3 separate regions of the Mus musculus genome follow, and regions 2 and 3 are each linked to region 1. Evidence: chromatin loops called from intact Hi-C (ENCODE). Cell type or tissue: left cerebral cortex. All regions are shown on one strand. Region 1 overlaps Gm33702 (a long non-coding RNA gene). Region 2 has its middle 3.9 kb from the start of Gm26422. Region 3 has its middle 9.0 kb from the start of Gm26422.

Region 1 (2,500 bases):
CTCTTAAAACTGAAATCAATAGGCAGAAATCCATGCAAATAAATTGAGACAGACATTCATTCCTCCTTTAAAAAAAGAATTCTCTACAGGGACATTTTTATTTTAATTGGTGCTCTGGGATACTTTTTCTAAATCTTTCATTTTTCCAAAGCTTAGTATTTTAACAATATAAACACATCCACTTTAAAAGTAATGTTAACCCACACAGGAGCTACATTGAGATGGTACGAATAGGCTCTAAGAACACATTTAATAGTAACTTTAAATTGGATAATAACATACAGTCAAGTATACCAGATAGTAAATGAGTATATTAATAAATGGAGTAGTTCTAAACACCAAAAAAGAAAGAAAGAAAAAACACAACGCTGTATCCACACTCCATTTTGGACATGGATAATCACAACAGTCTGTAGCCGTCTGCGGCTAATAGGATGTTTCTCCCAGCTTTGTCACCATGGCAAATACTTTATAATACACAAACATTTGTAGTGCTAAAAATCCACCCACTCTTGTTGAAAGATGGCCAGGTTTTGTAAAATTACATTTCAGTTAGTGCTTCCCTGCTGATTTTGAAGATACAACGTTCTGTTTGCTATTCATGTACTTAACAAAGGACCAAAACGAAAAAAAAATATATATTTAGCTTGTAAACATATCGTGACTTTCATGGTCCAGTACTTTGTAAGGAAGTAGCTGTCAGTAGGTTTTTGGAATGGCTAGATTTGTGGGAGACGGTCACTCTGCAGTAGCCACATAGGAAAGGTTAATGTACGGGTTTGTAATCCTCCCTTCAAATTCCATCATCGTTCCAAACAAACATTCACTCAAAGTGAAATCACACATTTGAGGGACAAACGTGCCCCGTAGTCCCCTTGAAAATCAAATGGCTGCCTTGAAGTGCAGATGGAGAATTCTGGGTATCTGTCCTTCCGATGAGGGACCTCGAGGTTAGTGTTCAGGAAGCGGTAACTCACCCCCACTTCCTGTTCCGCCTCTGGAAGGGAGCATCACAGAACAAGCAAGAACTGTTCCCTCTGTGTTCCTTTTATGCTCTCCGCCTCCTTAGCGAAGACAGCAGAGTAACACATCCTCCAACTCATTTCTTTACTTTACAGGATCGGGGGAGAAAATCCTGGTAACTAACACTTCCTGGCAGAGCCAAGAGGCAATGCCAAAAAAATGCAGAATACGTGTGACTGGGGGAAAAAATGTCAAAAACAGTGTTTCCCGCAAGTGGGTGGAAGAGGACGAGTCACAGTCTCAGAAGCATAACATAGGTGTACGGTGCCAGGAAAGGCCAGTCTAAATATTTACACGCAATAGCAATATATGAGGAAACGCGTAACAGAATGCTTGGGGGAGAAAGAGAGAATGCAAATGTTACTGGAAGCTCTAGGCACAACACCGGGTTTGTTGAAGACCTGTCTGAGTTTTACAAGCCGGTTTACTCTGTCTGCTACCCCAGTATCATTCTGCTACCTCATATGGTCTGTCTCAGAGTCTCCAGCATCAAGCAGGAAGGCAAGAGCCAAGGGCAGAGATTCATCGCAATCATGGAGGCCTCTTCCAGGAACGGAGGCTTCCTAACAGTTGTTCATTTTCATGATTATTAACTGCCAGCAAATTCTCTGCGTTTGTTTCTACAAACCCGCCTTAGTGGAACTAAAGGGTGCCCTGTGGGGTGGCAGTTCCAAATAGAAGAGCTTGCTTGAGCTCCATGTTAGAAAGCAGTCATATGCCAGTTCCAAAAATATCTTTCCATCAGGGCTACTGCTTAGGGTACCAGGAACTTAAAGGCATTAATTAACATAGAGCTTAAGTCATTGGGTATGTAAGACATTGACCAATGAAGTCGTCCCTCTTGTATATGCCTCAAGTGAACCACCAAGCCTAAATGACTTTGACTGGCAGCAGAAAACAGAAATTTTAAAGAAGTAACTTATCTTATTTGACCTTATGCTTATCGGTCAAGTTTTTAGATTAATGCCTACTAGTTTTAATAAAGTCATCTTAGGAGAGAAAATGTGGGAGTTCTATCCCCCTTCCCTCCCAATAGTGGTTAGGTCTGTCAACTTGACACAGACTTAGCATCACCTGGGAGAAAGCTTCAATGAGGGATCACCTACATCTCATTGACCTATGCTCAAGTCTGTGAGGGATTGTCTTGATTGTCTCAAGTGGTAGGCCGGGCCACCTTGAGTATGGGTGGCTCCAAGTCATGGGCCAGCCCTTACTGTGTAAGAATGGAGAAGAGCTGAGCAGCAGCTAGCCAAGGTCCACCCATTTGCTCTCTTTCTGCTTCTGACTGTGGACGTGCTGCAGTAAGTCTCTGCCATGTCTTCCCCACAATAATGGACAATGTATTCTAGAATTATAGTCCAAACAAATTTCCCATTCCTCTGTGTTGTGTTTTGTCAGGATGTTTGTCTCAGCTGCAGAAATTAATTGAGAGCATGCCCCCCCCCCCCTTTCAAGAAATTACCCTAAATAGGAAGTA
Region 2 (2,500 bases), 61 kb after region 1:
GTGTGTGGGAGCAGCAAGACAGGAAGAAAAGCCGAATCCGAATCAACCAAACAACTTCATTTGAAAATGCCACCATGGCATTTTGTATGCTAATTAAAACTTTGACAAAAGAATATAAAAAGTAATTGGTTTTATTACAAACCAAAACCTCGGAACAGCATGGAGATCAGATCATGAGTCAGTGGAAGAAACAAAGGAGAAACTTGCAAATCCTGATTTGCTTCATAGTTCATCCTGGGCTTGGCACACACACACACACACACACACACACACACACACACACACACACACACACACCCCACATCCCACATCCACTGAATGCAGCAGTCTGGTTATATTTATTCACTCGCTTCCCTAAGTGACAAGAGACTCACGGTGGCATTTGTCAGTGTGTACATAAATTGCACTTTTCAGCTGATGATCCTTCTTCACCCTACGGATGAAGTTGTATGTATCACATTCTCCGGGAGCAATTCAGCCATGACTCACAGCATTCTTGTCCCATCTTCCAGATGGTATCAGCAATGCCAGTTACACGAGGATGTCCATACATCTGAACATCACCAAATGCCATCCGTGTAAGGAGTCCTAATTGCCTCCTGAAGCAAGGGATCAGATCTACTTTTCAAATACATTTTGACCATTTCATTTGTAATTTCTAGATGACCTTTCTGCTAACTTGTAATTTGACTGCTTATCAGATTAGATCTATAAACAGGAAATGATATCAATGAAAAATGGCACTTGTTTGTTTGGTCAAAGCTGACCAACATGCCTACCTAGTAAGTGCCTAGGAGAAACACATACTTCTGGTAGAAGAGAAAGACTCCCATGAAATAGTTAATTTCACAGAGAAGCCAAGTCCTTTGGTAAATTCAGGCATTTCAGTGTTACAAGTAAAGGCACAAAGTGGCAAGTTGCCAAGGAGAAATGGAACAGCTTCCCAGAGATGCTTGTTGCAGGCATCGTGATTTGTGGCAAACTCATTTGCAGCAGGAAGTCACTGGGAGGGGGACGAAGGGGAGTAGGACCTGCAGTTGTGTCTAACACTGATCCAGACAAAACAGCAATCAAAACCCAGGAGCTGACATCCAATCATTAAAGGATTCGAGCCATTGGTACAGTGTTATCCAGACAAAGCTGAAAACATCCCAAAGAAGGCAGAATCTCAATTTCGGAAATCGGAAACCAGCAACCAGCACCTAAATAGCGATATCTGAGCTCAGTCAGACACAGTAAAGCATTAAAACAGCATGAGTTCAACAGTAAATCTTGATGATACAACTGCATGTACGGCGTAGTGAATTTGTAGTGTTCATTTGCTTTGCTGCCTTTTAAACAGTATACAAGTATATTGTGCTTGCACATACAATGATGCCATTATATTACGGCAGTGGTTGGGGAAATGGCTACAGCTTGATTAATTGTAGAACAGAATTGCTTGACAGCAGAGCTGTCAGATATCAAAACACTTGCCAGGTTCTTTAATTGGACAAGTTGAGGAATGTATAGTGTAGCTGCTGTAACCAAAACCAATCTACAATTTCAGTAAAATTAACCCTTTAACACTATCTTCTTCCTGGTCTCTAATGTAGATAGATAGGTAGGTAGGTAGGTAAGTAGGTAGGTAGGTAGGTAGGTAGGTAGGTAGGTAGATAGATAGATAGATAGATAGATAGATAGATAGATAGATAGATAGATAGATAGATATAGGGAAACAGCTACACTGTAGAGTCTACAGAAATGCTGCCACACACAAGGTCATTCAAGACCAACCACTAATAAGCAAACAAAGGGGCAGAATTTGGGAGGATCTTCCAAATTTCCAAAGAGTTTTCATATACAGTATTTTGCTTAGTCCTCCACTCTACCACCTACAGAGCCTACTCTGCATCCGATTCTACTCATGTACTTGAGAGAACAACATGAATGGCATTCCTGTAGCCAACAGACTCAATCAGTGAAGAAATGGAGCAGAGTATTGGTGATGGTCTCTAAGCTTTTTCCCTAGATGCCACAAATCTATCTTTGAACTCAGGAAAAAAAAACCCTAATGTTTTTATCTTTCTACTAGGCTACCTCTGAAACAAATAGGTCAAATTAGTCAAGAGAGAAATACATTTTCATTGAAAGCTGTTTTCCAAGGCACTCTAAATTTCATACCAGAAAAACAGTTTAGCAGATAAGTCAGTTCTAAAAGCACCTGTCTATTAAACAAGACTTCTAGACCACTGATTTTATTTTCTTTAGAGAAATGCTAAAGAAACTTGCATTAAATCAGCAAGTTTTTCATGGTCAACTTTTAAAGAGCTCAGAAAACATTATCTCTTGCCTTCCAAAGAGAGCACAGGGCAGACTGAAAACTGAGGACATTTTGGGGCCATTCAGAGAACAGGAGTTTATAGCAAAAGCCACAATGTCATTTGGAAAGGCCAGTCTTTCTCCACTATGTTTTCTATAAAGTAAATTGAGAGATATTGAGGTAAACATGTTTTGAAGA
Region 3 (2,500 bases), 74 kb after region 1:
ACACAAACCCCTCTGGGCCATGCATAGGGTAAGCCTGCCTCCAGCATCAACAAATACATACGAAAGAAATTTCAGGATCCATAACACCTGTGCCTGTTTTCATGGTCTATCCCTTACCAGTGTGTTTGGTTATGTTAGCCCACTCTTCAAAATCTGATCTGATTTAGGTCTTTGATGCCATTCCCAAAAGACTCATGTAATAAGGCATAGTCTCTAGGTCAAGAAATGGTCCTTAGGTCAAGGCATAGTGCCTAGCTCAAGGCATGGTGCCTAGCCCAAGGCATGGCCCCTAGTACAAGGCGTGGTCCTTACCTAGCTCTTGACATGTTGTCCAACTCTTGGCACAACTCTCAAGCAGATGGACCTTTGTGGGATAAAAACCTAGTTTAAGAAAGCTGGATGCTGTTTTCATGGCCCTGAAGCAGGTATTTGGTCAGTCTCTTTCCTTCCTCTCTCTGCTCATGGTAGTGACCATGAGTCAAGCAGCGTCTGTCAGGTAATCCTGCTGTCATTTGCAGTCTTGGACGCCTCCCTCCCCCCAGCCTGAGACCCACCCAAAAGAGCAGGAGAAACCTCAGGAAATGCAGGAAATGAGCCAAAGTGACACTTCCTCGAAATTACTTCAGGTTGTCACAGTAACAGAAGCTATCCAAAACAAGAGGTACTGGTGAACGGTGAGTTGGAGAGGGGATGGATTAAATAAATGATTCCTTTCACGGGGATCAAGTTTTAAGTTCCACAGTGCTGCATAAATGTAAGACAGTTAATATCTCCCTATTGTGCCCACTCTCGTGACCTTCTGTTTTTGTATACCTTAAATTCAGGATGGTAGCACATTCCTGATATATACATAGTGCCTAGAAGCTCATGCATTTACACTCTGCTAACTTCTTTCCTCAGTGACTTGGCTTTCTATGTGGTAGTGATGAGCTGTATCTGTATACACATAGGTGTATACTCGGCCTTTGTACATGCTGGCTTGCATGTGGCAAAACAAAACAAAAACAAAAGAAAACAAAAAAAAACCCTGATGTTTTGTGTTAGATACAGGTCTCATCAAAAAGGAGGTTTCAGATTCGCTTTCTGTTAGCCTGGCTATTTCCCTGCTTTGAGTAAACCCAGTTGAATAAGCTGTGATAGTAAGATGTGGAGGTTCACAGAAACATTGTTTTTCTGCTTTGATCACACCTGCATCTCACTGTGAAAGCAACAACAATGGCAACATCCGGCAGATAATGCTCTGCTGTCTCTCTGAGGAGAGCAGCCAAATGTGGGAGGTTTGTCATGTAGTACCTCATTGCTTAGACAAGTCGACTATTTTCACACAAAATAACAAGGCACAATGTTGCCTTTGTGCTAAATTCTAGCCTGCTCTGGGTCTAACCCTCTGGGAATGTTCACCATATTCTCAAGGCTGCTGAGAAGCCCATACAAAGAGATGGATCTTGTATTCTCTCACAAATGGCTTGCTATACACACCTTTCCTGAAAAGCCAAAGGGAAATTTCAATCCCTGAGTCCTGGCTGAGGAAATGCTCCCTCTAGCATGAGACTCTGTTAAATGTGAATAAAATGTAGGTCGCGAATCATTTCACTGAGGATTCTGGAACCACAAATTCAAGAACCTGACCAAATATTTAGGTGACTACTCCGTGTGTGTGTGTGTGTGTGTGTGTGTGTGTGTGTGGTGTGTGTTTATGTGTATGTGTGTGTTATTGCTGACCTTCAGAGGCTTAATTTGTATATTCATATAAATCTGTTTTTCTTCTATATGCTGGTAGAGGATTTCTGCAAAGGAATTTAGTTATCTTGAGAATATAGTTATATAAAGAGTTTAATTAAATTGAATTTTAATGCTCTTGGTTATTTTTTTGTTTGTTTGTTTTTTGTTTTTTGTTTTTGGTTTTTTTTTTTTTTTTTTTTTTTTTTTTTTTTTTTTTTTTTTTTTTGCTGATGAGTAGAGATGGTTAGCTTTTCCTTTTAAAATTCATTAGTAGTTTTGGGAGATACAAACAAGGTTTAGAAACGTATTAGAGATGGTGGGTGTGTAAGGAGTTTCTCTGTACAAAGTATAATGAAACTGTTAGAAAACAGCACTGCCCATGCTGGAGTGTGAAACTGAAGCATCTTAAAAGGAGAGATGGAAACCAGAGAAAAAGGTCCTTTGCTGGGAAAGGACGTTGGAGTTTTCCATCAGTAAGGTCCAGTGCTAATTAGAAGCAATATCTCATACTAATTGAAGTCGTTTGCTTGAATACCTTGTGCTATGAACCTTCATTAAAACCTGATTCACATGTAGTCTAGTTCACCAGGAGAATGGGAGAATCTATGTCTTACTATCAAAAGGACTGGTGGGGAAAAGGGAAGGTCATATGTTTAAATATGATACTAGGGAGTGGAGCTTGAGATAACCAGGGTACGGCAGGCATTCAGATGATCAGTGGCTGCTGTGTTCTGTTTCTCTTAGTAGGTTCTCTATCATGTTCTGTGGCCATGGGGCC

The links. Peaks named below come from ENCODE experiments on the same cell type or tissue, not always from the same donor. Only the 100,000 strongest peaks of a DNase experiment are listed, where the experiment ranks them.
Region 2: a loop joins it to region 1, with 2.1 times the contacts of the local background. A loop is called at or near these places in 2 of 42 quality-filtered maps.
Region 3: it touches region 1 in a loop (8-fold over the local background); 2 of 42 quality-filtered maps call a loop at or near these places.

What each region holds. Positions count from the first base shown.
Region 1 is chr2:61,343,549-61,346,048 of GRCm38, reverse strand. The region is part of intron 3 of Gm33702 (a long non-coding RNA gene); the gene reads left to right. Among named protein-coding and RNA genes, the nearest start is that of Gm33702, 14 kb to the left of the region's middle. In left cerebral cortex, no CTCF peak of the experiment used is centred here; DNase peaks (open chromatin) are centred at 511 and 1,162; H3K4me3 peaks cover 576 bases.
Region 2 is chr2:61,282,889-61,285,388 of GRCm38, reverse strand. No RefSeq gene overlaps it. Among named protein-coding and RNA genes, the nearest start is that of Gm26422, 3.9 kb to the right of the region's middle. In left cerebral cortex, no CTCF peak of the experiment used is centred here; DNase peaks (open chromatin) are centred at 119, 355 and 956.
Region 3 is chr2:61,269,999-61,272,498 of GRCm38, reverse strand. No RefSeq gene overlaps it. Among named protein-coding and RNA genes, the nearest start is that of Gm26422, 9.0 kb to the left of the region's middle. In left cerebral cortex, no CTCF peak of the experiment used is centred here; DNase peaks (open chromatin) are centred at 445, 793, 1,320 and 1,465.